Regions from separate parts of the Homo sapiens genome. Here region 1 is linked to region 2. A link is a loop called in an ENCODE intact Hi-C map of the cell type or tissue named here. Cell type or tissue: OCI-LY7. All regions are shown on one strand. Each heading gives the region's core, and the rest is flanking DNA. Links, peaks and the distances in the headings are about the cores only.

Region 1 (15,147 bases), core at 9,945-12,444, 270 kb after region 2:
TATTCAAAATCCTAAAAGAAAAAAAAATTACTGCCCAAGAATACCATACCTAGTAATACTATCTTTCAAAAATGAAGGCAAGAATAAGACTTTCTCAAACAAACAAAAGTCGAGGAAGGATATCACCATTAGATGTGCCTTACAAGAAATTCTAGGAATTCTTCAAGCTGGATTAAAAGGATACTAATTGATAGGATAAAAATACAAAAATAAAAAACTTACTGGTAAAAGTAAGTACATTGTCAGATTCAAACTAGTAATCAGGCAATGGTCTTCTGTAAAACAATTCTATCTCTAGTACAAAGGTTAAAAGATAAAGCAATTAAAAACAACCATAGCTACAATAATCTGTTGAGAGATACAAATGATGAAATGATATAAATTGTGACATCAAAAGCATAAAATATGAGGTGGGGGAGTAGAAATGTAGAGTTTATTTATGCAATCAAAATTAAGCTTTTATCAGCTTAAAAATAGCTGGTTATAAACATAAGATGTTTTCTGCAAGCCTCAAGTAACCACAAAGCAAAAATCTGTAGTAGATACACAAAAGATAAGAAGAAAATAGTCAAAGCATATCACTATAGACAAGCGTCAAACCATCTAAGATCAAGAACAAGACAAGGATGCCCACTCTCACCACTTCCATTCAACGTAGTACTACTGTCAGTCTTAGCTAGAGTAATTAGGCAAGAGCAAGAAATAAAAGGCATCCAGATTGGAAAGGAGGAAATAATACGGTTCCTGTTTGCAGATGACATGATATTACGTACAGAAAACCATAAAGACTACATCAAAACTACTAGAACTGATAAATAATTGCATTGAGGGAATTGTTTTGTACCCGTTTATGGTGGGAGTTACATAAAATATAATATATACTACAATAAATATAATAAATATACTCTATATTATAAATATAATATATATAATACATATAATAGCATTATATTTCATAGATCTGTACACCAAAGGAAAAGAAGTCTATTTTACATATGATGATTTTGAAAAATAAAAGAACGGAAAGTAGTATGGAGACTTCTGTTTAATGATAGTAGATGCGTGTCATTTTTATTATACTCTCCTCTTTTGAAACTAGCCAAGAATAACAATGGAACAAAAAAGAAAATTCCAAAATTAGTGCAGCAGGGAAATTGCCATGAGCACCATCACATCCTGAATCTTAGCTTTGAACAACTTGTCTGCAACAAATGAAGAGAATGCAGAGACCCCAGATATGCCTTTCGAGGCCTTTGGTAGGTCACATATTTCTCCAAATTCATGTCAGACCCAACAGTGCATGATTAAAACAGTGAGCAACCAATGCAAGGAGGTGTCTGAGAAGGTGCTCCTGCCACGGTCATGAGGACACATGTGTCAGCTCCTCAACTGTTCCAAAAAGCATGAGAGATGTGAAGCAGAGCCACACAAGACCTTCAGGAAGGCAGGACCACTCCACCCACCCCACCTGCAACAGGCCACTCATCCCAGCCTAGTCTGGATTAGGAGAGAGTTCTGGGAGTTTCCTTGCACAGAAATAACTGATACCATGTTTATGAATTAGAGCAGTCATTGTTGCAACATATCCGTTCTCCACAAATTGATCTATAGATTGAGTGCGATTCCAGACATTTCAGTAGTTTTTGGTAGAAATGGACAAGATGACTTTAAAATGTAGGTAGAAATGCAAAGGGCCAAGAATATCCCCTAGGAGAGGAACAAAGTTGGAAGAGTTACACTATCAGATATCAAGAGTAATTTTTAAAATGTTCTAAATAAGACAGTGTGGGATTGGTGCAAGGAGGGACAAATAAACCAATGGAGCCACACAAAGTGCAGACTCACACATGCATAGAAGCTTGACTTATGACTTGTGCTTACCTTACGTTACAGCAATTTCACTTTTAGATATATAAACAACAGAGGTAAGCAACGCAGGTGCATTAAAAGGCAGGCACTGAAATTTCATGACAGCATTATTTGCATAGTGAAAAAGTAGAAAAAACAGTATTGTTTGGGGTATAATTGATGCATCATGCTATACTCACAGAGTGGAATAATATATAGCAGTGAAAAAGAATGAACTACTTCTACAAATAACACAAACATGAAGTTAAGTTCACAAACATGAGTGAATCACACAAACATGAAGCTAAGTAAAAGAATTAAGACACAAAGAATGCATACTGTGTGATTCAGCGAATGTTACATAAAGTCTAAAAGTGGCCAGGACTATTCTGTGGTATTAAAAGGTAGGATAAACTCCCCTAGGACTAGGGGAGGAGTTGGTGACAGCCAGTGATGTTTTTCCGAGGGCGGGTGATGTTTCTACTCTGAAAGCCCTTCGGCATGGCCACACTCATGTTGTGATAACCCATCAGGCTATACACTTAGCATACTTTTCCTTATGTATTTGATAGTATTGAGATTACAACAGCTGCAGTATTTATAGATAAATGCACTAAACAGGACACAGAGAGGTAGTAGACAATTATAAAAGGCATAATTTATGAAGAAGATGTAACAGCCACAAATCTCTATTTACCAAAAACATGGAACTAAATATTTGAACTGAGATCTACTAGAAATAAAAAAAGAACTAGACCATAGTTCTATGACAGTGGCAACCTTCAAAACACAGTTTCAGAATTGGACAAATTTAGTACAAGAAGCAAATATGGAAAAAACTGAATAATGTAATCATTAAACTTACTTTTTAAACAGAAGATAACGTTTTGTTTGTGTGTTCATGTCCCAATTACAAAAATCAATTTTGTACTTGGGAACAAAGTAAACCTTATCAAATTATAAAAAGTAAACACTTTACAGTCCACATTCTTTGATCTTAAGTCAACAAAGTTAGAAATAGTTAAAAGGTAACTTCCCCAATCTTCATTAATTAGAAATTGAAATCAGATTACTGAAAAAAGTAAGAACTTTTGAAACTGATGTACACTGGTGATGTCCTCATATCTATTATTGGAAGTGCCTTATTGCCAGCTTTTCACATTGTGCTGTCATCATCATTTAACGGACTCTTTTGCAAATTGATCTAACTCTTGCAACATATTATCATTCGATTTCATACAAAGGTTATTCCCTGGCATGCACTTGAGGAGTCTGGGCTTTGTGGGAGTTGTTTCTGGGCATATATTAACCTACAAAATATACGACACAGAAGATTGTCCTTGTAAATAGAGTTTTAAGTTTAAAAAATACAAACTATGGAGTGTTAGACAGGACTCTATTTCCTAGGCTATGAATACAACTGACATATCTTCTGCATATGAAACATCCAAATGAGATAAATATATTAAAAGCACCACAACTTCCACATGATTTAAATCCAGAAAATAATTCCCCAGGTTTCTGAAATGCTTCTCACAGTCTTGGCAATTTCAAGATGCCACTGGAGTATTATAGGATGTCTCCATGCCATGATTGTCCTTAAAATCTCAGAAATAGATGCTAGAAAATTACTTTAAAAGATGTTGCATAAGTGGAAGTTACTGATTCTCTCCTTATCTAGTGCTCTGTGGAGGGACACAATCAAGGAGGAACTTCTGCCTCTGAAAATTACAGGCGATCCCACAGCATTCCTGGAGCTTGGAAGGGCTGGAAAGACAGGGTCTGCCGAAGACTGAGGCTAAATTAGAACCTCAGGGAATGCTGTCCTCCTCCACACTCCATAATCTCACTGACAAGCATCATATAAAAATATCAGTGGAATAGAGCTGGTGGAGCTGCAAGAGAGAGCCTCTCTCCCAGGAGCAAAGAGAGAGCGAAAGCGATGCATGCAGACAAACTCGAAGTATGTCTAGGGGAATCAGGAGCTGCTGGTACATGTTCACACAGAAACAACAAACTTGCGACTCAGCCTAACCCCCATTAAGATGAGCACAAGCCCCCACACATAAAGAACTAGCAAAATAAAATGTGTGCTCTTCTCAAAGCATAAAACACTTTTGACCTTAGTATCTACTGTCTTACACAAGATGTCCAGTATGCAAAAAAGCAAGGAAAAACAGAAGACATAAAATAATCATTACTGCTAGACTCGGATATGACACAGGTGGTGGAACTATCAGAAAGGGAATTTAAAACAACTCAGTAATATGCTAATGGTCCTAATGAAAAAGACAGACCATACGCAAGATCAGGTAGGTCATTTTAGCAGAGAGCTGGAAACTATAAACATGAACGTCATGGGAACAATAGAAATTTTAAACCACAGCACTAGAGAAGAAAAATGCCTTCAAAAGGCTCACCAGGAAACTGGCACAGCTCAGGAAAGACTAACTTGAAGATAGAGCAATAGAAACTGTATGACTCCATTTACATGAAATAGCCAGAATAGGTCAATTCCTAAAGACAGAACACAGACTGGTGATTGCCAGGGACTAGGAGCAGGGAGAAATGGAGAGAAGCTGCTTGATGGGTATGAGGTTTTATTCTGGAATGATGAGGATGTTTTGGAAGCAGAGGTGGCGGTTGCACAATATTGTGTATGTACGAAATGCCACTGAGTTGTTCATTTTAAAACGATCCATTTTCTGTTAAATGAATTTCACCTCAATACATTTTAAAAAATAATAAATGGGAAAATTAATGTAATTTTCTGTATTAACAGGCTGAATAAGAAAAATTATATTGTCTTTTCAAAAAATACTGTAAAAACAATAAAATTCATCCTCCATTCCCACTAAAAATTCACAGCATTCTAGGAATAGAAAAGAATGTCCCTACCTTAACAAAGGGCAACTACAAAAACTTACGGCTAACATCATACTTGAAGATAAGTGGGTAAATGCTTTCCCCCAAGACTGGAAAAAATGTCAACAGTTCCTCTCGCACCACTTGTATTAGTGTGCTCTCACGCTGCTAATAAAGACATACCTGACACTGGCTAATTTATAAAGGAAAGAGGTTTAATGGACTCACAGTTTCACATGGCTGCGGAAGCCTCATGGTCATGGTGGAAGGCGATGGAGGAGCAAAGTCACATCTCACATGGTGGTAGGTAAGAGAGCTTGTGCAGGGGAACTCCCATCTGTAAAACCATCAGATCTCGTGAGATTTATTCACTACTGTGAGAACAGTCTGGGGGAAACTGCCCCATGATTCAGTGATCTCCACCTGGCCCTGCCCTTGACATGTGGGGATTATTACAATTCAAGGAGAGAGTTGGGTGGGGACACAGCCAAACCATATCTCCACTCCTATTCAATACTGTGCAGTAAGTCAAGAAAAAGAAATAAAAGGCAGGCAGATTGGAGAAGAAGAAATAAATCTGTTTTCATTCATAGGTTATATAATTATCTATATGGAAATCCCTACATATTTACCCCCAAAAGCTACTGGAAACTAATAAATGGGTTTAGCAAGACTAGAATATAAAGTCAATGTACAAAAGGCAATTGTATTCCTATGTACCAGCAATGAATAACTAAATAGGAAACTAGAATTTTTAAATAAAATTAAATGTTTAAAAAACATTTACAATAGCAACATATGAAGCACTTAGATATTAATTTAATAAAATATATGCAGGATATGTCATGTTCATGGGTTGGAAAAGATTCTTGTTAGTGCATCAATTGTCCCCAGTTTTATCTATAAATTCAATGCTATTCTAATCAATATCTTAGCAATCAGATATTGATCAAATAATTCTAAAATCTATGCAGAAAGGCAAAGGAACTAGAATGGTCAAAACAACTATGAAAAAGAACAAAGTTGTAGGACTCTCGTTACCTAATTTATTCCCGCTGCCCAATTTAAAGATGTAAACTGGGTAGCAAGAGTCCTTCAGCTTGAGGTACAGTAAAAAAGAGTATGATTTTGGTGAAAGACAAAGACAAGTTAATGGGTCAGGATAGACAGCCCAGAAATAGACCCAGACAAATATACCTGTTTTTACATAGGTGCAGTAGCAACTTGATGGACAAAGGGTAGTCTTTTCAACAAACAGTGCTGGGAAAATCGAGTGTCCACATGCAAAACAAATAAACCTTGACATATACGTCATACTTCATTAAAAATTAAACTTTCCCAGTGCTTTGGGAGACCAAGGTGGGAATATCGCTTGAGGCCAGGAGTTCCAGACCAGCCTGGGCTACATAGTGAGACCCTGTCTCTAAAAAAAAAAAAAATTAACCAGGCTTGGTGGCACGCACCTGTAGTCCCAGCTACTTGGGAGGCTGAGGTGGGAGGATTGCTTGAGCCTAGGAGATTGAGGCTGCAGTGAGCCAAGATCTCACCTCTGCACTCCAGCCTGGGCAATAGAGGGAGACTGTGTCTCAAACACACACACACACAACACCTGGTTTTTCTTTTTTTAAAAAAAAATTAACAAGATAAAAGTAGGGAAGGCAGGAGACCTTTGAGCCCGAGAGTTTCTATCCTGAACTTTGATTGTAAGGATGTTTTAATTCAGGTGACATTTGGACATACGTATGCAACTTTAACACTGAATTATGCCAACATTCATGACTTTTCTTTAAATTCTCTTAAGTTATTTAATATCGTATCACGTTTTTACACAGAGTAGTTGAACTGTCTGACTTTTTTGCACTTTAATTTTACATTAATGGTTTTATTCTAGATTAGTTTCTCCATTTAAATTATCCAATGAAGATTTGGTTCCTTAGTTTTTTTGTGGGGGGTTCATATCCATTATTTTTAACTCATTATGACTTCTGCCAATGTGAATTTTCCTTTGTGGCCAATATTTCTTCCAATCCTATATTTAAAGGAAAAGCTTTATTAGACAAATTAAATTTAACAGAGTTTAATTAGGCCAGAATAGGCTCAGAGAGACTGCAGTGGAGCCACGTGGTGGAAGATTTATGAACAGAAAAGAAATGTAGAGAAAATGAAAATGAGGTCTAGAAACAGCTGGATTGTTTACAGCTCTGTGTTTGCCGTATTTGAACACAGTTTGAACAGTTGCCTGCTCTCAATTTCTGTACAGCCTCGTCACCGATGGTCTGCATACCACACTCTAGGGAGCACTGTGCTAGGCCATACAGTAAGTTCAGTAAACTGTACAAAACTTATATACACACCACATTCTCTGACAACAATGGAATTAAATTAGACATCAGTAAAAGTATAAACTAACAATCTTCATAAAATTATTTTATTTTTAGCTGTGGTATTGGCATTGTAAGTAGTTTGAGAGAGATTAGAGAGAGTAAGGTCTTAACTCTAAAGATGCAACAAAATTAACTGCATTTTGACCATTGTTGAATTTGAGTGTTAGCTATGTGGGGGTGCTTTATCTTTCTCTCACTGTTTTTTCACATTTGAAATTTTCTCTAATTAAAAAATAATTTCTATATATTTTGAAAAATACCCCATTTGCACATGAATCATGAATCAAGGGATGGAGATTAAGAAAGCACACAGAGCTCAGTGAATAATGGAACCGTTAAATATCAGCACTTGGGGAAGCAGTAACAGAAGATCTTACAGGTAAATATATAATCATAAGTCCTTGTACTAAGAAAGACGGACTGAAAATTAATAAGCCAAATGTCCAACTGAAACTAAGCAGCATACTGGACCCAAAGAAGGGCAGAAATCATGAAATACAAAATAATGAGGAAATAGAGAGGAACACAACCAAGGCTTGCTATTTGAAAAAGATTAATAAAGTAGAGAAACTGCTTCTGAGACTACTTAAGCACAAAAAAGCACAAATAAACAATGTTTGGGATGTCAAAGGAACATAATGATAAATACAACCATGACTGTAAACATAAGACAATACTAAAACAAATTTATGTGAATAAATTTGACAGCTTACAAGAAATCACAATTCCTAGAAAAAATGTAGTTTTCGTAATCAATTCAAGAAGTGTAGAGCCTGACCAGTTATGCTACTCTTAAATACATTGAATTATTAATTCTAAATGTTTTCACAAGTAAAAATACCATATGGTTTCAAAAGTGAGTTCTTCTAAAGCTGTTAGATCATTTCAATCTTACATAAACTCTTCAAAAGGATCAAATATGAATGAATGGTCATCAAATCATTCTTTGGAGCCTGGATAATTTTGATATTCAACACAGAGAAAGACAGAAGAGAAAACTATGGGCCAGCCTCATACTGAACATAGATGCAAAAATCCAAAACAACCTGTGAGTAAACCAAATGCAGCTGCCAGCCAGCCCTTCCTCTGGGTGCAAATCCGTCAATACATTAAAAAGACAAACTGTCAGGACCAAACTGTGTTTATTCCATACATTTATTCACCACTTTCACAAATTAAAGGGGAAAATCATCTGAACATTTCAAAAGAAGCATTTAATACAATTCAACATCTATTATTAACTTAAAAATTCTTAGTAGACTAGAAATAAAAGGTAATTTCCTTAAACTCAAAAAGTATACCTATCAAAACCTTACAATAAACATCATTCATAAAGGGGCAATGGCTACTGAGCGTCCTCTTAGAGAACTTCTGAGATGTTTCCCATTAAAATAAAAATCAAGGCAACAGTGTACTGAGGATCTGTTTGTGCAATAAGACAAGAAAAAGAAATTACAGGAATAAGGATTGAAAGATATAAAGCAAAACTCTCATTGGTCACAGACGACAGGATGGTCTACTGAGAAACCACAAAAGAATCTGCACAGAAATTATTGGAAATAAGAGAGTTTAGGAAGGGGGCTGCCTCTAGGATCAATAAGCAAAAATCATTTGTATTGCTATACACTAGCAATAAATAGTTGGAAAACATAATTTATCAAGAACTCTGCTTAGAAAACTCAACGTTAACTAAGAGTAAGGTTAACAAAAATGTGTACAATTTACATGCGGAAAATTATAAAATTTATTGAAAACATTTTAAAATGGCCTAAATAAATGGAAACAGATTCCACATCATGGATAGGAAAAATCAGTATTTTAAAGATATTTAATTCACAGAGTTTATGTGATTCTAATCAAAATCTCAAAAGACTTTTTGAGGAAATTTAACTAACTGAGTCTTAAAATTTGTATGCAAGGCACTCTTGAAATAAAAAACGGTGGTGGGACTCGAGGTATTGCTCCTCACAAGAGGGCATTAGCTGCAGGGGTGTGCCTGCAGACCCTGACCCAAACGATGGATGAATACAACGTACACTGACACAGAGATATTCTGCTTTGCCAGTCCAGCTCGGTGTCCGACAGCCTACACACCAAGAGAGGTTTGTCACTGTGGCTGGCTCTGAGCAGCTTGCACTTCAGGCATTTATTTAGTATACGCTTAACAACAGAAGCTCTGAGTCAACACACTTGTGGATAATTAACATGGTTAAGACGGTAGTTCTATGAATGATTAAAGCTCAGGTACCACGGTTTAAATACCATTAGGGGGCAATTTCCCTGGTCAACCTCCTCCGCACCAAGAGGGCCATCTGGCTCAAAGGTTAGTTAATGGAGGTAGGGTAAACAGACTTAACTGGGGAAGCCTCTATTGTCCCTAGTATTTACCCTATGACCTAATGCTCTAAGGTAAGAACCCGCTGCCTTCAGCCTGTTCAATTATTACAAGCTATGTAACCTTTCAGCCTTCCAAAAAGGTTTGTGACTATTCCCTATAACTTTCCCTAATATGTCCCTTTAATATTTCTGCCACCATCCTGAGTGAATCACCACAGGACTTGCACTATTTGATATCAATACTACTATAAAGCTATAATAATTAAAATGCTATGGCATTGGACCAGGGAGAGACAGGCCTCTGATGCATTCCCTGTGTAAGAACTTTGTCTTGTTTTGGAAGATGATTTGGGGATCAGAGACAGGATCCTGGGACAATTCATATCTATATGGGAAAACAAACTTCCTTAGTCCTTACTATGTACAAAAATAAATTCTACATAGATTTAGGGCATAAATGGGAACAGTAAAACCTTATAAATAAGCAGTTATCTTTATCATCTTTCTGGCTAGGAAAGGATTTTTCTTTTTGAGACATGGTCTCACTCCAACACCCAGGCTGGAAGAAGGGATTTTTTTAAGCTCAGAAAGTGCTAATCCAAAAATGCAAGACTGATAACTTGAGAACATCTGTTGATAAAAAGAATGCCATAAATAGTATAGAAAAGTAACCTAAAGAATGGAAAAAATTATTGCAACACATAGAACTGAGGACGGATCAGAATAAAGCATTCCTGCAAACAATGAGAGACCAAAACCCCAAGGGAAGAGGAGAGCAAAATACATAAAATACTTGAGTAGGCATTTCAGAGAAAAGTATGTATAATTTTGACAAGACAGAGATAGGGAGAGAAAGTTTCTCTACTTTATAATCAGGGAAATGCAAAATGGGACCACAGTTAAATATCATTTTATATTGACTAAATCGGAAAATATTAAGAAATTTATTAGTACATACTGTTGGGAATAACAGGAACACTTAGACACCACTGGACGCAGGTAAATGGTTCAAATACTTGGAAAACAATCTGGTTCCATGTATATTAGGTTGCCCAGGTATACACTTGGCCTAGAGATATTCTTACACAGTGCTCCAGGAATCATGTTCAAAAATGTTCCTAGTCTGCAGTAGCAAAACCTTGGGAATAATCGGACAGGACAGTGGTTAAACAAAGTGCCACATATTCGTATCTGTGGAGTCACAAAGTCGAGGAACTGCAGCAACACCTCACTACGTGGTAACGAAAAACGATGAGCAAAAAAATTCAAGCCTCCGGGAATATAAATGTTATGAAATCCCTTTAAAAATCCAATTACACAGTATAAAAAAGAAAATCACAGGGAACATTCAAAGCAAAATTCGGGACAGCGGCTACCTCTGGAGGGAGGCAGTTGGATGTGCGAGCTTCTGGTAGACGCAGCTTGAATGAGATGTTGTTTGGGGTTGGGAGTGGGCTGCCTGGGGTTCATACGTCACCACACTTGATAATTTACAGAAGCCTTTCACGCGTTTTTTCCTGTGTCTCAAACGGGGTACCAGGAGGCTCAGGGAAACAGCGCAGGCGCCTCCCCGGTGGCTTCTCTCTGGCGCCCTCTGGTGGGCGGGGCCCGGGTGAGCGGGGTCCCCTCGGGGCCTCAGGGAGCCGCAGCCCCAGCGGAACCAGGAGGGCGCCCTCCGCCCAGCCGCGCTGCCACTTCCGGGTTGTTTGCTCCCGGAGCCATAACCGCAGCTCAGCGTGCGGGCAGAGCCGGCTGACAGGAGACAGGACACAGCACAGAGCCCCGCGCCCTCTGAGGCGGGAGGCTTCGTTCCTGCACCAGCGTGGCTTGCCCTTTGGACGCGGCGAGGTTGTGTGTTCTCTGCTTTTGTTTTACTTGGAACAGATGTTTGGCTTTTGTCAAGGTCGTTATTTCCAGTGAAGTATGGCATCGAACATCAGATAGTTGCCCACACAAATGTCTGTTTTAAGGTTCTCAACCTTTTGACAATACAAAACAAGAGGAAGTTTCCAGGGGAAAGCCCTCAAATCAGCCATTCTGAGCATGTTTTCAGCCCCATCCGTACTCTCCTCCCTTCTTATCCAGAGCCTTTTGGGTGCCCAGAAGAGTAATATTCTTCTGCCTCGTAGCTCTGTGGTCCAAGGGTTTATGGCTACTGATTATCCTCCTAGAGCACTTCTGAGATGTTTTATGCTTTCTACTTGTGAGTGTGAAGGGAGGAGAGGCAAGTTTGCTGTCAGTCTGACAACATGTTTTTGCCACGTGATCTGCCACTGAAGAGAAGTTGGCTATGGAGGGAGGTCAAGTAGCCCAGGGAGGTGGGCATTCCAAGTGTACCTCCTCGTGCAGCCCACCCTCTCCACATAAAATTGGGTCCTGATTTTATGTGGAAGATGTTGTGTGTCTAGGAGCAGGAATCCATGGAAGACAAGATATGATATAGAAGAAACAGGCGAAGGGACTGGTACAGCATATATTTGAGGGCAAATAATCACTCGATAGGTGGCTGAAAATGTGAATGCCTTAGATAAAAATTAATTTATAAAACAGAAGTATATTTGAACAAATTTAAAACTAATATTCTAAAACTAAAATTCCTGAGATTTGGGGTAGAGTGTATATTGCAAGAGAAGTAGAGAAGAACAGTATGCTAAGGTCCCTTCTTGTTTAGATCAGAAGATATTGACAAATTATTCAAGTGAATAAAAAAACTATAGGTCTATATGTGTTTTCAGATTCAAGGGTAACCACCGGTAGAATAACAACAGGAGTCCAAATCATCAAGCAAAAAGAACAAACAAAAAATGATCAATCCGAACATAGGGAAAGGAAACACACATACACACATACATATACATACATACACACATGCACACACACACATGCACACACATACACACGCATACACACACACATACATTCACATCGTAACAGCCAAATTTAGTAATCGTGATAAATATGACCGTTTAATTCTATAAAAAGGAAAAACTTTCCGTTTATGTCAAAGCTATAGAATGTTTACAGGACACCTATCAAGAACAAAAATAACATAAAGATACTTTAAATATTATGATGAGCAGAGATAGACCAGGGAAATACTACGAAAAGCAAACACATGTAGCAACAGTTATCAGGGGAGTCAAAAAGATGTTTATATAACAGTAAAAGATACAATTAGAAGATTAATTGCCAATTTTAATACATATTAACATATCTGAGTAGATTTTTAAAATAAAAGATAATGTAATAAAACACGATTCTAGTCAGAGAAATCAAGGCACCTTACCTAGAAATGACAAGACCACATAGATCTTTTCTAAAGGCGACTTTTTTTTTTTTTTGAGACGGGAGTCTCGCTCTGTCACCCAGGCTGTACTGCAGTGGTGAGATCTTGGCTCACTGCAAGCTCTGCCTCCCGGGTTCACGCCATTCTCCTGCCTCAGCCTCCCGAGTAGCTGGGACTACAGGCGCCCGCCACTTTTTTGTACTTTTAGTAGAGAGGGGGTTTCACCGTGTTAGCCAGGATAGTCTCGATCTCCTGACCTCATGATCCGCCCGCCTTGGCATCCCAAAGTGCTGGGATTACAGGCGTGAGCCACCGTGCTCGGCCATAATGGTGACTTTTAAATTAAAAATAATTGATGGGGAAGGTCTTTTAGAAAACATTGTCTAAATTCCAAAGGCCATAAAGGAAAAGTCTGAAAAGTTTAACTGTATAAAAATCTAATTTTCTACATGGGAAATCAAACAAGAGACTGGGAGGAACTTCCAAACCATCAAACATGAAAACAACTACTATTTATTTGATAGACAAAGAGTCCTTAAAATCTGAGAGGAAATATGTAAAATCCCAATATGAAAAGGGAAGGAATTGTTTCATTAAAAAAGAAATTCAAATAAATAATCAGTAGATGAAAAGATGCTCTACTTCTTTATTGACCAGAGAAATGCAAATTAAAGTAATGACATATGAATTTTCAGTTATCGGTGACTGGCAGTATCTAGTGTTGGAGCAGATGTGTAGAAATTGGCTCTCCCATCCTACTGTGGGGGGTTTTAAGTGTTTCAACCTTTTGAGGAAGCAGTTTTATATACCTATTAACATTGTAAATCCACATATCCAGTGACCTAACCGTCCCACTCCCACAAAACTGACTTACAGAGATAGGTGCATGTCTGAACAAAGATACATCTACAGGGCACCATTGTGGCACCTTTTGTAACATAAATAGTTGGGGAAACCATTTGAATTGTTCATCAACTCAAAATAGACAAATTGTGAAATACAAAATGTAGTATGTGTGTGTATGTTTATATAAATTGTTTTTGAAGTTTGGAAGAATACACAGAATACTTACAACCATAGTATGGTACACACTATTGATTAGTAATCAATCCCATTCCTAATTCCCTTAATATTTTGACACATTCACTTAAAAGGTCTTTCCACTTTCCAGCCCCTCTTGCACAGAGGAGTGGTGACATTCTAACCAAGAATTTAAAAAATCTCAGATTTTCTGGAAGTTTCTTGGAAAGCTCTCATTTTCCTGATAAATAGGATAGACAAGAGAAGCACTTCTAGAATGGCAGGATAAGAAGCTCTGAAAATCTGTTCCTCCAGAACTGCAATGTGAACACCAGCTAAAGTGTTGAAAAATGAATGGAGCCTCAGAGACCTTTGGGACATCATCAAGGGTATCTAACAGGTACAATGGGAATCACAGAAAGAGAGAAAATAAGGGGACAAAAATACTATTTGAAGAAATAATGGGTGTAAATTCCCCAAATTTGATGAAAAAGATCCATCTACATATCCAAAAGCTTAATAAATGAATATTCATTTATTGTCATTTATTCATTTATTCTCAAAATAGAATAAATGAAAGGAGAGCCATACCTGCACACACTGTAGTCAAACAATCAAAGGGAAACTGGGAGTCCTGGAAGCAGCAAGAGTGAGATGAGTCGTCAGGTAAATCAGCCCTCGATAAAATAGCAGGAACCTGTTCACCCAAAACTGAAATGAGTCGTCAGGTAAATCAGCCCTTGATAAAACAGCAGGAACCTGTTCACCCAAAACCAAAATGAGTTGTCAGGTAAATCAGACCTTGATAAAATAGCAGCGCCTGTTCACCCGAAACCGAAATGAGTCATCAGGTAAATCAGCCCTGGATAAAATAGCAGGAACCTGTTCCGCCGAAACCAAATGAGTCGTCAGGTAAATCAGCCCTTGATAAAATAACAGCACTTGTTGACCAGAAGCCATGGGACCAGCAGGCAGTGAGATGACACAGTCAGGGCACTGAAGAAAAACACTGCTAACCAAGAATTCTATATCCAGAAAACATTCTTCCAAAAAGAGAGAAGTATTACAGCTCTTTAGAATTTGTCTAGCAGGTTTTCTGGTACCCTCCCCCATTAATTTATTAATTAAAATTTAAAATATGTCAGCCTTTTGGCTAAGATCAAATGTCAAAAAGAAAGAGAAATTAAGACATTCTTGGATAAACAACACCGAGAGAATTCACAAGCCTGTCATAAGAAATACTAAAGGAAGTCTCTTGGGTCAAAGTCAAAGAACACTAGTAACTCAAATGCACATTATACACAGAATTAAAGTAAGTGCCAAAAAGTATTTTAGTAGGTACAAAATTAAAACTGCAAATAATAAAAAGAGAATTAGCAGAATCTTTCCTTCTCAATGGGGTTTAAA
Region 2 (15,147 bases), core at 1,458-3,957:
CGCGGTGGCTCACACCTTTAATCCCAGCACTTTGGGAGGCCGAGTCAGGTAGATCATGAGGTAAGGAGTTCGAGACCAGCCTGGCCAAGATGGTGAAAACCATCTCTACTAAAAATACAAAAATTAGCCGGGCACGGTGGCGGGCACCTGTAGTCCCAGCTACTCTGGAGGCTGAAGCAGGAGAATGACGTGAACCTGGGAGGCGGAGGGTGCAGTGGGCCAAGATCGTGCCAGTGCATTCCAGCCTGTGCAACAGAGCAAGACACCAACTCAAAAAAAAAAAAAAAAAGGTAAGTACCAGAAGCGCTGGCCCTCCCCCCATTGCCTCTGCAGCCTGGCTGGGAGGCTCTGCCACCCCCACCTCAGAAAGGTTCCGTTCATGCCCCAGAGTGGCGGTCAGCTTCTCAGGGGACTCCTGGGGCTCCTGAGTACTCCCCAAGGCAGGGTCTCAGAGGGCTTCCTCTTGTTCCCAGGCCAGGAGGACCCTCATTCCCAGCCTGGCTGTCCACAGAAGCCACAGTGAGCCACTCCCCCATGGTGCCCCTCAGCCCCCACCTACCATTCACAGGACAACGGCCTCAGGACCGGGGGGCTGTGGCCAGGAGGCCTCCGTTTCTGGGACGCCTTCCAGCCCCGTCCTGGCCCCTGTGCTCCTTCCAATGCCCTCAGCAGGGTCTCAGTGGCTGGACCTGATACGTGGGCATGTCTTGGCAAGCCTGGACAGCCACCTTGGTGGGGTCTTGGCAGGAGCCCTGCCCATCTTCCTGGGGGAATTCATCCCTCTCCCTGCCCAGCAAGCCGCCCACCCTGCAGTACAGGTGAGGGCACACGGCCCAGCTCACCCAGCCCAGATCCCAGGGAGGGCATAGCCCTCAGAACCACAGCTCTTCTGGGGAAATGGGCACCATACTGGAGAGTGGGGCCTCTCCTTTCACAGCCCAGCAGGTGCTGTTAATTACACCGCAGCCTTGCAGGGACAGAGCTGGGCAGGGTACGAGCGCAGAGTGAGGCGGAGGGACGGAGCCAGGCGGGGTACGAGCGCAGAGTGAGGCAGAGCCTTTGGCTCCCTGGATCCAGCCGTGCCTGCATCCCCATTCTGCCGACACTGTCTGGAGTAACAGCTGCTGCTGCATGTCCGCACAGCACAGCGAGGTAATACCTGCTTTATCTGTGCAGCTTTAAAGCCCTATGTTCAGGTGTCCTGTGGAGAGTGACTCGAAGGCCTGCAAGAGACTCCCCAGCAGGGCCGACCTCCACCGTTCCCTAGGGGGCAGGGGGAGCAGCCGAGCTCGTTGGGGTGGGGGGCGTGGCTGCCCTTCCACATGTGGCCTGCGGCCCCCCGGCCGGAAGCACCCCACCCCTCTGCCTGCTGCCTGATCTTTCCCCTCGGACACCCCAGCTGCGGGCTGTGAGGGAGGTGGGAGGTGACTATCAGATGAGATTAGTGCTAGGCTTGGAGAGGAGGCGCAGCCTGGGGAGGCAGCCCCTGATAACCGGCCTGGGGGCCTCTCAGCCAGCTCATTGCTCCATTTGCTGGGCTCATTGGTGATAAAGGCTGTGGCCTTCAAAGACCTGGGCGTGGCCCTGCCGGCTGACGAGGACTCTGGCTGAAGGGTGGGGCCTCCCCGACTCCCGTTCAGGCCTCCTTTTAAGACAGCAGCCGACTGTCATTCTTTAAACAGGGCTGATGAGGGACCCCCTGTCCATTTTTCTTCAGTGGGAAGTCAAGACCGCAGTCCCACCCTGGCCATTGTGGAGGCCTGGAAGCTGCGGGGCCCCCGCCCAGGACAGACCAGTGCCCCCCACCCTCACAAGCCGTCCCTCTGGGCTCTCCCAACACTGCCGGCCGGTCCCAGGCTCTGGTCATCAGAAGGGTGGCCCCAGACCGGTGCCCAGCCCAGGCCCCCAACCGAGGCCCCAGGAGCCGTTTCATCCCCCCGTGTTTATGCATTTTTAACTAAGTTCCCCCAAGTCCACACGTGACTAATGTGACGTCCAACCACCGTGAACGAGAGGAGACCAGCACGACAGAGCTGCTTTGTCAAAATTTGTATTTATTGTCAAAACTTTACCACATCTCACACATTTAAATGAAATTAGCTCTACTGAAATTTCTGACCAGAAAATCAACTCATACCCATGATTACAAAAGTAATAAAGGTGTTAAGAAGCAACAGCCAGCCGGGCGCTGTGGCTCACGCCTGTAATCCCAGCACTTTGGGAGGCCGAGTGAGGTGGATCATGAGGTCAGGAGTTCAAGACCAGCCTAACAAGGTGAAACCCTATCTCTACTAAAAATAAAAAAATTAGCCGGGTATGGTGGCAGGCGCCTGTCGTTTCAGCTACTTGGGAGGCTGAGACAGGAAAGTCGCTTAAACCCGGGAGACAGAGGTTGTAGTGAGCCGAGATCGCGCCACTGCACTCCAGCCTGGGTGACAGAACGAGACTCCATCTCAAAAAAAAAAAAAAAAAAAAAAAGCAGCAGCAGCAAAAGTGCACAGACCCAGCGTGCACGCGTCTCCGCCACGCCTCACTCCCGTCTGCGCCTGGATCCACCGCCACCCGCTTGTATAAAAAGTGGGCCCCACACGGTGCAGCTTCGTAGTCTGCAAAGAAAATGTCCAAAGAATGAGTTGTGGATCCTCCCAGCCAGAGCCCAGATCCCAGGCACCCCGCCCCACTTCCCCCGACCACCAGGCGGCCCCAGAGCCCAGGTTGTCCCTCCCGCCACCTCCTGTAATGGGTCCACCCCCAACTCCGGTCAGACTGGTCACAGAGCACCGCCCAGCTCCAGCCCTCCTCTCTGCATCCTGGGTCCCAGCTCAGGGGCTGCAGAGATCAACCCAGGGCAGAGGCCTGGACCACGTCCTCCCCAGACACTTCCAGAACCCACACAAAAGCACACATCCACGTTTCCCTTGTTTTAGAATATTTGGCCCCTTTCTGCCCCAAGGATGTGGGGGTCAAAGCCCCGGGGCTCCCGGCCGAGGAGAAAGGAAGCAGGTGGAGTCCCAAGTCAGGAGGCAGGTGCTGCTGGAGCAGGTGCAGGTGCACTGGTGCAGGTGCCGCTGGGGAGGACCCGACCGCCCCGTTTTCCCATGCCCTATACCTCTTTAGGCCAGATCCTCAAAGAAGTATATGCATAGGAAAAAGGAACGGCGGGCGGCTCTGAGGCGGGCCGGCTCTTCAGCACTGGGAGGTGGCTGTCCTGGGGGAGGGTCCCGTGCCGGGCAGCAGGGAGAAGTCGGGACTGAGGCCTGGTGGGCACGGAGATCCTGTGGGAGTGAGGAGGGCAGAGCCAAGCCAGGGCCGAGTTCCCAGAGGCAGGCCTTGGGCCTCGTCTTACCTGTGGTCCAGCCTCCTGGGCCGCTGGCGCTGGGTAGCCCGTGAGCCTCGTGAGCCTGGGAGGAGCGGTGGAGAACTCTCTGAGCCGGGAGTTCTGCTGCTGCCGAGCGAGCTCCACATTTATGCGCAGGGGAGACCTTGGCCGCCGCTGTCACATGCAACCAGAGGGCTGCTCTGTGCCAAGGACCCCGTCGCACCCCCGCACCTGCCAGATTGGGGCACAAAGACCTGCTGTGAGAAGAGTGCTGAGCCAGGGCCCGCCGGGCGGGCGGGCGGCGAGGGCTGTGGGCCGGGGGCTGCTGGCCCGGGAGCTGGGATGGGGCCAGCCTGTCCCCCCGCCTCCTCCAACCCTTATCTCCCCACGCGCTTCTGCTTGCGTCAGGGGCCCGGAAAGCACACGTGAGCAAGAATCGCTTGTCCAGGGAAGGGGCCGACTCTCCTTCCTGGGCCTGCCCAGCTCAGCAATAAGCAGCACCTTGGGCTGCACCCGCAGCCTCCTGGCTCACAGGGACTCTCAGAACCCCCAGCCAGCGTGTCCAACACTGTCCTGGCCACTGGGAACCAGACCCCACCCCCAGGGTAGGTGGCCCTGCTTGGCCTGGGGCGGCCTCCACAGCTGGGGCTCCCTGAGGATTCACGGCATCAGGCGGACACTGGTCCAGTGAGGCCCAGAGCCTTCCCCGGGCCACAGAGCCCGCGAGCACGTGGAGAGGGGCCACGCTCTGCAGCCTTGGGGGCAAGAGTGCAGGGTCGGAGGGAGAGGGCCCCTCAGGGACAGCTGGCCAGACCCACAGCTGCCCACACAGAGCGAGACCACACAGGCAGGCAGACACCCTCTCCTAGGGCCAGGGAGCCCCCGGCCGAAGGGCCCAGGCAGGCAGCAGAACTCCTGCAGGTCTGGGGCTGTCCCTGTGTCCCAGGCTCAGGACACAAGGAAGAGGCCCAGAGGAGGCCAGGGCACAGGGCTTCCACAGGTGGCCAGGGACAGGGCTTCTGAACCCCAGCCAGCGGTCTCTCCCCAGGACGTAGGCAAGTGGAGGCTGGTGAAGGAACAAGGCTGAGGCCTCAGAGGCCTCTTCAGTGACCATGTCCTCGGGGAGACTCAACGTCGCTAGGCAGGCCCGTGCGGGCGCCTGGCCCCAGCACCTGTGATCTGTAGGGCCAGAGTCTCAGGACTGACCCGACGCAGCACCCACATGCGGCAGGGACACACAGAGACCCCCATAGACACACGTAGACACATATAGACTCACATAGACACACACAGAGACACACACAGACACACATAGACACACACAGAGACACAGACATGTAGACAGAGACACACTCAGACATGTAGACACACAGAGACACAGATGTACACAGAGACACACACAGACACGCACACAATGGACCCACACACCCCCCAGGTGCAGCGGGCCTTGACTGTTGTACGCGAGAGTCTCCTGTCCCCTGAGTGGGGAGGGGCGTGGGGGGCATGAGGGGCCAGGTGGGGCTGCAAGACTGTCCAGCGCCCTCCTGATGGCCCCCGAGGCGGCCAGGAGCCCCGTCTGGGGAAGGACGAGTGGGCCCTGCTGGGCAGGAGGAGCCATAGGGACCATGGGGATGATGGACGATGGATGATGACCCAGCCACCTGCCAGGCCACTCTGCAGACCCCCCATGGGAGCAGCCTCTGCCCCCACCTTGTGCAAACCGTTGATCTGCACGCCAGGCCAAGCAGGTGATTGTCACGACCAGCGATGGCCACAGAGGGGTGGGGGGGAGCACATCAGTCGGTCACAAGCCCTCCTGGTGGGGACATGGGGCTGGGGACAGGCCCTGCTCAGGGCTGGTCCCCCACAACGAGGCCCAGAGTGGGCACGGGGGGCTGCTGGGCTCCATCCACCTGCTGGCAGGCTGAGGGTTGCCTTCTGGGGGAGGAGGGAACGTGGAGCTCAGACACACGCATGCTCACACTCAGGCTCACGCACACTCCTGCAGGCATGCTCACATCCACACACACGTGCATGCACAATTCACACACTCAGGCTCACCCACACTCACTCCTGCAGGCACGCTCACATCCGCACACGCATGCACAATTCACACACTTATGCTTACCCTCACTCACACACGCCCATGGTCCCCCACCTCCATGAGGTCCGAGGATCCGAGGAAGAGTCCTTGGGGGGCTAGCAGGGGAGGGGCCCCACTCCTCCAGACACCTAGAACCTACACAGAGAGCCCCAGCATCACACTTCGGGGGCCTGGGCTCAAAAGGCCCCTGCAGAGCCCCCCATCCTGGGCCTCCGCCCAGCATCAGCCCTCCCTGTTTCTCCCCGTTGTTTCTCCCCGTTTCTCCCCGTTTACAGCTGCCCGGCGAGGCTTCTGGGAAACACATAATGCAAACCCTGACCTTGGGCTCCTGACCTCGGTTCTGCAAGAGGGAAGGAGGAGACAGGCAGAGGGCCAGAGAGACAGAGACAGAGAGACCAACAGACACAGAGAGAGACACAGACAGAGTCAGAGAGAGAGAGAGAGGCAGACACAGAGAGAGACACAGACAGAGACAGAGAGAGAGAGATCAGCAGACACAGAGAGAGACACAGACATAGAGGGACAGAGACAGAGACAGTGGGGAAACAGAGACCAAGAGACAGAGACAGTGGGGAGACAGAGAGAGAGACAGACACAGAGAGACAAAGAGAGAGAGACACGGACAGAGATAGAGAGACACAGTGGGGAGACAGAGACCGAGAGACAAAGACACAGAGACAAAGAGACAAACAAAGAGACAGAGACAGTGGGGAGACAGAGAGTAGGGAGATAGAGACAGAGACACAGAGACAGTGGGGAGACAGAGAGGCAGAGACAGAGAGACACATACAGAGAGAAAGAGCAGGGAGACAGACAGACACACACAGAGAGACACATACAGAGAGACAGAGACAGCGGGGAAGCAGGGAGACAGAGACAGAGAGACACACACAGAGAGACAGAGACAGCAGGGAGGCTCTGGGCTATTCTAGGGCATCGCCCAGTCCCTCACTTGGTTTCCCTAACTTTTTTCTGGATTATAAACCCACACCTGCTGATCAGGAAGACTTTCATCATCCACACGGGTTTAAAGGGGCTTCCAGGGACCGGAGGGTCGGGCTGCGCACAGGTGTGGGGACGGCCACCCTCTGCTGCCTCTGCAGGTGGAGGAGCCCAGGGCCCGTCTTCCTGCTGGCCCCATCGGCTGGAGCCTGGGAGCTGGGGTGACAACTGGGTGGGGGCCCAGACCCCCCTCTGTTTCCCCCTAGGCCTCAAGGAGCCACAGAAGGCTGTGGGCCAGGCAGTGGGCAGAGGGTGGCCGTCCTCACACCTGTGCGCAGCCCGACCCTCCGGTCCCTGGAAGCCCCTTTAAACCCGTGTGGATGATGAAAGTCTTCCTGATCAGCAGGTGTGGGTTTATAATCCAGAAAAAAGTTAGGGAAACCAAGTGAGGGACTGGGCGATGCCCTAGAATAGCCCAGAGCCTCCCTGCTGTCTCTGTCTCTCTGTGTGTGTCTCTCTGTCTCTGTCTCCCTGCTTCCCCGCTGTCTCTGTCTCTCTGTCTTGTGCTGTCTTGGGCTCGGGCTGCCGGGTGGAACTGGTCAGAGGGGCGGCAGCCGAGGGACCAGGTGTCAGTGTCGCCTGGCCATCCTGGCTACGAGCCCTGGAGGTCCTGAGACCCCTCAGGGGATTCTGTGAGGTGACGGGAGGGACTCAGAGCAAACCCCAGCCCCTGAGGGCCGAGGGACCACCCGCAGGTGGACCCCAGGCTTCCCGACAGGCACACCCCACACACCTGCCCCCGTCCCGAGCTCCCTGTGGCTCCCCAGTGCTTTGAATGAAACCCAGCCTGTGAGCAGGAGGACAGGGACCCACCTCACCCACTGGAGGCCGCACAGCCTGGCTCCCACCCATCCTGGGGACCTCCTGCCGGAGATTTGCAGAGTAGGGGTGGAAGGGCCTGAAAGCAGAGGAGCCCCACCCGGGCATCCTTCCCACCATCCCGGGGCCTCCTGCTGCACCGCCAACCCCGAGAAGGCCTCAGCAGTCCAGCCAGCACCAGCCGGGGACTGTGTCCTGGTCCTTCCCCCATCAGCAGGGGTCAGGATGACCACCTGGGCAGGGGCCCTGCTGTGGGTCCAGACACTCCCTGGGTGCCTCAGACCCCAATAGCAGCCCCTCCACACCAAACACACCGGCCACCCTCCCTCCCTCCACCAGAAACAGAAAGGATCTCTGTGGGTCTGGCAGACGTGCTTGGCACGGAGCTGGCGGTGATAACGGGTGGCCTTCAGGCGGCTCCACTCCCTCCATTCCATTCCTTGTGGGGCCCGGTGGAGGCGGGTGGCGGGGGTGTCCCTGCAGCTGTCTCTGGCCAAAGGCAGCCCACTGTTAACCCTTGGTGGACTCTCCCTGCTGAAGTTCCCAAAGAGGGTGGCCTGCTCCTCCTGCATCGCATGTGGAGACCTCAGTCTACACTGGCCACACCCTGAGGCTGGGCCCAACCCTGCCCAGCAGCCCGTCCTGCCCCACACCTCATCTTGCCCTATCCCACCCTGCACCCCACCGTGCCCCGCTCTGCACCCCGGCCCGCCCTGCACCCCATCCCTCCCTGCACCCCAGCCCGCCCTGCACCCCGCCCCACCCTGCACCCCAGCCCACCCTGCACCCCGGCCCGCCCTGCACCCTATCCCTCCCTGCACCCCAGCTCTCCCTGCACCCCGTCCTGCCCTGCACCCCGTCCTGCCCTGTACCCCATCCCTCTCTGCACCCTGTCCTGCCCTGCACCCTGTCCCACTCTGCTCCTGACCCTGCCCTGCAGCCCCCACCCCATAGGTCCAGTGTCCCGGGAGTCAGCACTTCCCTCAGGTTATGTGCTGGTCCCACCGACCCCTGAGTTGCAGGCCGGGCGATGTCAATGGCTACCCCAGAGAAGCAGCCGAGGCCTAGAGCAAAGCTGACCGCTCCTGGACTCAGTTTCCCCACCTGTCAAAGGAGGTGCTGGAAATAGAGTTCCCTCGGAGATGGACAGAGTCTTACAAATGAAACCTGTGTCCACCGTGTGACCTGGCAATTCCACTCCTAAGCATTTACAAAGAGGAATGAAATCATCCGTCCCCAGAAAGACTTCAATAAGAACATTCTGGGACGGGTGCGGTGGGTGGCTCACGCCTGTAATCCCAACACTTTGGGAGCCTGAGGCAGGAGGATTGATTGAGCCCAGGAGTTTGAGACCAGCCTGGGAAACATGGTGAGACCTTGTCTCTACAAAAAATTAAAAAATAAACTAGTTGTGTGTGGTGGATGCACCTGTGGTCCCAACTATGCGAGACTCTGAGGCGGGAGGATCATCTGACCCAGGAGTTCGAGGCTGCAGTGAGCTGTGATGGTCCAAGGCACTCCAGCCTGGGTGACAGAGCGAGGCCCTGTCTCAAAAAAAAAAAAAGAAGGCTGGGCATGGTGGCTCACGCCTGTAATCCCAGCACTTTGGGAGTCTGAGGCAGGCAGATCACCTGAGGTCGGGAGTTCGAGACCAGCCTGACAGCCTGACCAACATGGAGAAACCCCGTCTCTACTAAAAATACAAAATTAGCCAGGCGTGGTAGTGGGCACCTGTAATCCCAGCTACTCGGGAGGCTGGGGCAGGAGAATCGCTTGAAACCGGGAGACAGAGGTTGCGGTGAGCCGGGATTGCGCCATTGCACTCCAGTCTGGGTAACAAGAGTGAAACTCCATATAAAAAAAAAAAGAAGAAGAAGAGAAGGAGAAGGAGAAGGAGAAGGTCTTCAAACAGGAACCACTCCAAGTCCCCAAGTCTCCTTCATCCACACAGAAATGGATAAAAAATCATGATGACTGTACAAGAAAGAAGCAGACACACAGGGTCTCGGGCCTCCCCAGAGCAGGCCAAACCACGTGGGGTGACAGGGCCCCCCCGGTAGAATGTTCCGTGGCCTGAGGATGAGGTAGTTACGCACTGGACGCATTTGCCAGAGCCCTGGGCTTGTGCACTTGAGACTGTTTATTCCGCAAAAAATAAATAAAATAGAAATAAAACTTGGGGCTGTGCGGCGGAGCCGTGGGGGTGCCCGCTCTGCGGTGGTCGGCTGACCCTGGGATGCCCTGGTCAGAATAACACGGGGCCCAGGGTCAGATGTGCGTCTCGGAAGAACACGGACCATTTCTTAGGATAAATATGTCCCATGAAATATTTAGGATGCATTCACACTGTAAGTTTTCATTGTTTCACTGAAATTTGAATTAATTGTGTGTCCTGAATTTTTACTTGCTACGTCTGGTGGCCCCACACCGAGTTTATGGAGAGGGCATGAGCTTGGAGCAGTGACCAGGACCCAGGTCGGTTCGTCTGTCTTCAGGGGGCTCCCGGGATCCAGGTCAGACTGAGGACCTGAGGCGTGCTGGGGCTGCCCCAGATCATGTGTGGAGGGCAGTGCAGCTGAGTGACCGGGCCCTGAGGCTCCTGAGGCTCTGGGACCCCATGGGATGTCCCCTTGGGAGCCAGGCCCTGGAATCTGTGCTCCAGGCCGGCTGTAGGGGAGATGGAGGGCTGGGCCTGTGCCCAGAGGCTGATCACCGCCTGGCTCCTGGCAGGGTCTGGGATGGTCTCAAGGGGCTGGTGGGCCAGGGGCTCAGCTGAGCCACCATAGGCAGCCCCCAGCCCCGGAGGGAGAGGGAAGCAAAGAGTTAATCCCCGGCCCTGGGAGAGCCCTGCCCTAAGCTCAGGGCTGGCGTTTCAAGGCTGCGTGTCTGTGACTCCCTCAGAGGAGATAATCACGGCTTCTTGATATTTTCTTTCTCTTCTCCTGTGCACACCCACATATCAGGAGCACTCGCTGGGCCATGAGAACTTTCCTCTGCCCTCCAAGGCCACGGCGGGCGGAAGGGGCCAAAGCCATTTTGTCCAGGAGCCTTTGTCCCCTGGGATTGCCTGGCCAGGAGCTGGGGCCACCGGGCTGGACCCCGTGTCTCATGTGCACACGTGCCACCCAACACACACACCACACATGTACACACTACACATATATATACACACCCCACACACCACACACCTACACACCACACACATACACACCACAAATACACACCCCACACACCACACATGTGCACACCACATATATATACACATCCCACCTGTACACACCACACATGTACACACCACATATATACATACCCCACACACCACACCACATGTAGACACACACCACACACATATACACGTCACATGATGTGTTTAGTACTACACACACACACCCCACACTCATACAAAGCACACTACATGCACACACACACACTTGCAGAGCCTACCCCTTTCTCCACCACCTGGGTCTGGACCCCACACTCGGCCCAGGTCCCAGTCCCAGGTCTCAAGCCCTTGTGTGGTCACTGCCGTCCGCTGCCAGGGGCTGGGGGTCTTTCTCACTGAGGACAGGGCTGAGCTCCCCCAGGCTGAGGAGGGCTCTGCCACCTCCAACCCCCGCTGAGCGGCTGCAGTCCCTGCTCAGTCTCCTTGGGTCCTTGGTGCCCCGAGCCGATGCCGGGGCTGACCCTCAGCAGCCCCAGTTAGGCTGGCCTCAGTTGGGTCTCTGCGTGTTCCTCTGGGAGCCACAAAAAGGCAGGTGAACTCGGCTCCACACTCCGCACCCAGGTCCAGCTGCCGGCACCGCTTGGTGGCCACCCAGGGCGAGGGTGGGATTACCCAGGATGCACAGCCCCTCTGCCCCGCGGTCCCGCCGCCCACCCTCCTTGACACCCCGCCACCCCTGCTTGGGCAGCCACGGGGAGCTGTTGGAGGGTGGAGTTCAGCACAGAAGGAGACAAAGACCTCCAGGGACAGATGGGGTGGGGGCCACCCTGCCAGGGCACTCTGGCCTCTGGACACCCCCATCAACCCTCCCCGGTCACATGGCTCTGTTTTTCCTGGCGAGGGCGTCGCGTGGATGGTGGGTGAGGCCCACATGCTGGGGGTCAGCGGTGCACACGATTCAGCCACGTCCACAGCTTTTCTTTATTTCAGGGTCTCACTCTGTGGCCCAGGCTGGAGTACAGGGGTGCAATCTCGACTCACTGCAGCCTCCACCTCCCAGGCCCAAGCGATCCTCCCACCTCAGCCTCCCAAGTAGAGGGGACTACGGGCACCATGCCGGGCCAAGTTTTGTATTTTTTGTAGAGACGGGATTTGGCTGTGTTGCCCAGGCTGGTCGTGAACTCCTGAGCTCAGGTGATCCGCCCACCTCGGCCTCTCAAAGTGCTGGGTTTACAGGCATGAGCCACCGCACCTGGCCTTCAGTGGCTCTCTGAGGAAGTTATATATATTTGTTAAACATACGTGTCCTTCTCAGAATCTGTGAGAAGCGCAGATACAATTGTCAACAGATTCCAGAAACACGGGGAGCAGCAGAGCTTTGCCGCCGCCTCTCTCCAGCAAGCTTTGAACAGCCATTGTTTTCATTTATTCCTGCTTGTAAAACGACACATTGTTATGATGGAGAATTGTGAGTACTGCAGAAAAGAAATAAGTTTTGCCACCAAAGGCGATCACTGTGGATCATGCCGGTTCCTGCACACCTGTGGGGTGCTCTGAGCGTGGACTCCCCACGCGAGCCGTCCAGACGTGCTCAGGGTGGCCTCCCCTGCTTACTCCTTTGTGCTTTCATTGCTAATAATTTTAGTCAGTCGTGTCTGCTCTACTAATTTACTATTTGAAGTTATTTACAGCTTGATCTAAAGAAGCTGGCCAGGCGCAGTGGCTCACACCTGTAATCCCAGCACTGTGGGAAGCAGAGGCAGGAGGATCACTTGAGCCCAGGAGTTCAAGACCAGCCTGGGCAACACAGTGAGACCCCCATTGCTACAAAAAATGAAAAGAATTACGCAAGGCGCAGTGGCTGACGCCTGTAATCCCAACAGTTTGGGAGGTAGAGGCGGGCGGATCACCTGAGGTCAGGAGTTTGAGAGCAGCCTGGCCAATATGGTGAAACCCCGTCTCTACTAAAATACAAAAATTAGCCGGGCGTGGTGGCGGGCGCCTGTAATCTCAGCTACTTGGGAGGCTGAGGCAGGAGAATCGTTTCAACCCAGGAGGTGGAGGTTGCAGTGAGCTGAGATTGTGCCACTACACTCTAGTCTGGGCAACAGAGTGAGACCCCTGTCTCAAAAAAAAAAAAAAAAAAAAAGGAAAAGAAAAGAATTAGCTGGGCGTGGTGGCACGTGCCGGAGGCTGAGGTGGGAGAACGGCTCCAGCTGCAGTGAGCTGTTCTCCGGCCTGGGCAGCAGAGCCAGATCTGTCTCAAAAATAAAAAACAAAAAACAGAAGCTTTAAGAGATTTTTAAATTCATTTTTACTTTTTTTCTCCTTCATCTACCCAAGATTGTACTCCGTGAGGGGGTTTTTGAAGTAAATTTCATGACAGCACATTATTCAGCAGTGAGTTTCGGACCATATGTTCCCATTTTTACAACTTTTGTGCACCCTAGGGTGTTTTCCCCTAGGAAATTGTTGTTATATTTCACACATGCAAAAATAAACGCCAGGTGATGTGAGGGGCACCCACACCCACCTTCCCGCTGAGAAATGCAGGCCGCCCCCAAGGGGAGCCCTCATCCTGCAGGTTTCCTCCCGAGTCCTGGAATTCTAAAATGCGCTCCTTGCACCTGGGACTCTTCCTGCCAGCTCCACTGGGGAAAGCTCCTCTCCACCTCCCCTGCTCCCTCCGGGCCTCTCACGGCTCCCCCCGCCCCTCCTCTGCCCCAGGGCCTGTGCTCCTACATCCCGGCAAGCCGCAGCCCCGACACTTCCTCCTAATTTCCTGACACTCCCCACTCCCTGGCGGGACGTTTTACTCCTTGCTCTCCTTCCCACTGGAGGGCGCGCGCTTTCTAGCTGGCCGCGTGGGCAGGCAGAGGACCAGGTGCAGGCGGGCGCCAGAGGACAGAAGGTGGAAGTCAAGCGGTGTCTTGGCCGTCCAAGGTCCCAGCACAGGCACTCAGAACCCCTGAGCCCAGGGAGCTCCCAAGGGTCTCACTCTCCTCTGCGGTCTTTGCTGGCCGAGGGCAAGGCCGGGTGAGGACGGAGAGAAGCAGCTCCTCCCCACCACACACCCAGAGCTGGGAGGGGCCAGGATTCAGCACCCTCTAGGGGTGGGCACGGCAGACGCGGTGGGGACCTGGCGCTGAGGTCCTGGCTCCCACTCCAGCGTGGCCTGGTGGCTTCTCCCCGGTTGGGGTACCCTGCACAGGGGTTGTGGTGCCTCCCAAGGGCCAGCCCCGCCCTGACAACCTCTCCTCCAGCCAGGATGGGGTCCATACTCCATCGAGAGGGTTCCTGGCTTCAACACCCTCCACCAGCCTCATGCCACCAGGGCCCTGGTCATCCTGGGGACCCTGCAGAGGGCCTCCTGGGCCTGTCTTCCGGCGGGTGAGCCGGCCCTGCCTGTGGGTGTCTGGGGTGTGGCCTCCAGGCACCAAGCACCCGCTGGCTCCTGATACCTGCCTTTCTGGCTGTGGTGTGTCTCTGGCCTGGCGCCTGTTTCTGAGTCCCTGGAGAGAGCAGGTTCCTCGCAGGTGGCAGGCAGCCCTGTTTGTGTGTGCATGAGCCTGTGGGGGCACCTGGAGCTGAGCGGTGGCCTGTGCTGTCACCACCCGGGGTGGCAGGGCAGGGTCTGGCACTGCCACAGCTCCTGACAGAAGCTGCCTAGGCCTGGGTTGGCTCGGGCTTCTCGGCCAGGCCCTTCCCCAGCACTTCCTGCCCAGCCCCAGCTGCAGGACCTGCTGAAATCTGTGCTGTGGGAGCCCTGTCTCTGAGGGGTCACTGCAGTGACTCCAGAAAACCTGAGTCTCCTGATTCCAGGAGCACCGCTTGCAGCCTGCCACGTGCATGACCCAGCATGACCCGGACTCCTGAGCCAGGACCGAGTCCCCCTGACAGCGGGGAAGCGGCGGACCCTGGGGGCTGGCACCCGCCGTGGCCCTCCCCAGCCCACTGTGGCACTGAGGGGCTGCTCCCCTGGGAATGGCCCCTTCCTAGAGGCAGCCCTGGCCTGGCTTCGAGAGGGGCTCTGGGAACAGGCGGCCCCGGGTAGCTGACCACACCTGACCAGGCCAGTCTTTGGGAAGCCGCCCTCTCAGCCTATGCACTGCAGGGACACTGGGTGGAGAGGGCTGTGCCTCAGTGCCCCTGCAGGGCGGTGCAGCAGCTGGCCGTGCAGGGGGAGGGGGCCTTGCCTTCTGGCTCAGGGAGGAAGCGGCTGCTTTCAGCTGCCTTCGCCTTGCCTCCTGAGGCGGCTTTGGAACCCTCCTGAGGTTTGTGGCCCTGAAGTTCCTTCCTGAGACCCCGCAGGGGACTAAGCCCTCGGCCCAGGGGCACCGGGGAGGGCAGAACCTCAAGACAGGGGCCCGGGACACAGGACAGAGTGTGTGGGGCAGGTGTGCAGGCTGTGCCCAAGGGGCCTCGGGGTTGAAGGGGCTCTTGGAGATGATGTCGACATCGCGGTTCCTGAGCGGGTGCCCAGATCTGGATGAGCTGTTTTCTGGAGAAAGCAGGAAAGTGACGTCATTTTGTGGCTTCAGATTGACCGCAGCCTGGCAGAGAGGGAGTGGTGGCAGGAAGTGAAGCTGCTGGCTTCCCAGTCACGGCCTCCATGATCCACGTGTGGCAGCAAGAATCACAGCTGCATCATGACACCCAGAGGGAAAGCAGCTCAAGCTGCAGTTTAAGGCGACTCCACGGAGGGCCCTGGCTTAGTTGTTGCACAGCATGGGGTCAGAT

The links. A loop is a pair of places that touch in the nucleus more often than their neighbours do. Peaks named below come from ENCODE experiments on the same cell type or tissue, not always from the same donor. Only the 100,000 strongest peaks of a DNase experiment are listed, where the experiment ranks them.
Region 1: it touches region 2 in a loop (2.5-fold over the local background); 1 of 110 quality-filtered maps calls a loop at or near these places.

What each region holds. Positions count from the first base shown.
Region 1 is chr10:133,509,279-133,524,425 of GRCh38, forward strand. It overlaps LOC105378575 (a long non-coding RNA gene), which reads right to left. Exons shown (of 5, transcript XR_946512.3): 2 at 10,393-15,147; 3 at 4,942-5,050; 4 at 1-11. It also overlaps the pseudogene LOC124902569. Among named protein-coding and RNA genes, the nearest start is that of CYP2E1, 11 kb to the right of the region's middle. RefSeq lists a silencer at 10,925-11,124, a promoter at 14,373-15,147 and an enhancer at 14,382-14,702. In OCI-LY7, for the core only: CTCF peaks have their summits at 11,027 (motif pointing left) and 11,245; a DNase peak (open chromatin) is centred at 11,073; H3K4me3 peaks cover 533 bases.
Region 2 is chr10:133,244,445-133,259,591 of GRCh38, forward strand. It overlaps MIR202HG (MIR202 host gene), which reads right to left and starts at 3,441. Exons shown (of 2, transcript NR_108079.1): 1 at 3,347-3,441; 2 at 2,035-2,606. MIR202 (microRNA 202) reads right to left here and starts at 3,176; the gene lies at 3,067-3,176. RefSeq lists enhancers at 1-1,065, 397-1,249, 2,818-3,332, 3,849-4,363, 13,594-13,893 and 1 more and a silencer at 2,613-2,732. In OCI-LY7, for the core only: CTCF peaks have their summits at 2,702 (motif pointing right) and 2,908; a DNase peak (open chromatin) is centred at 2,727.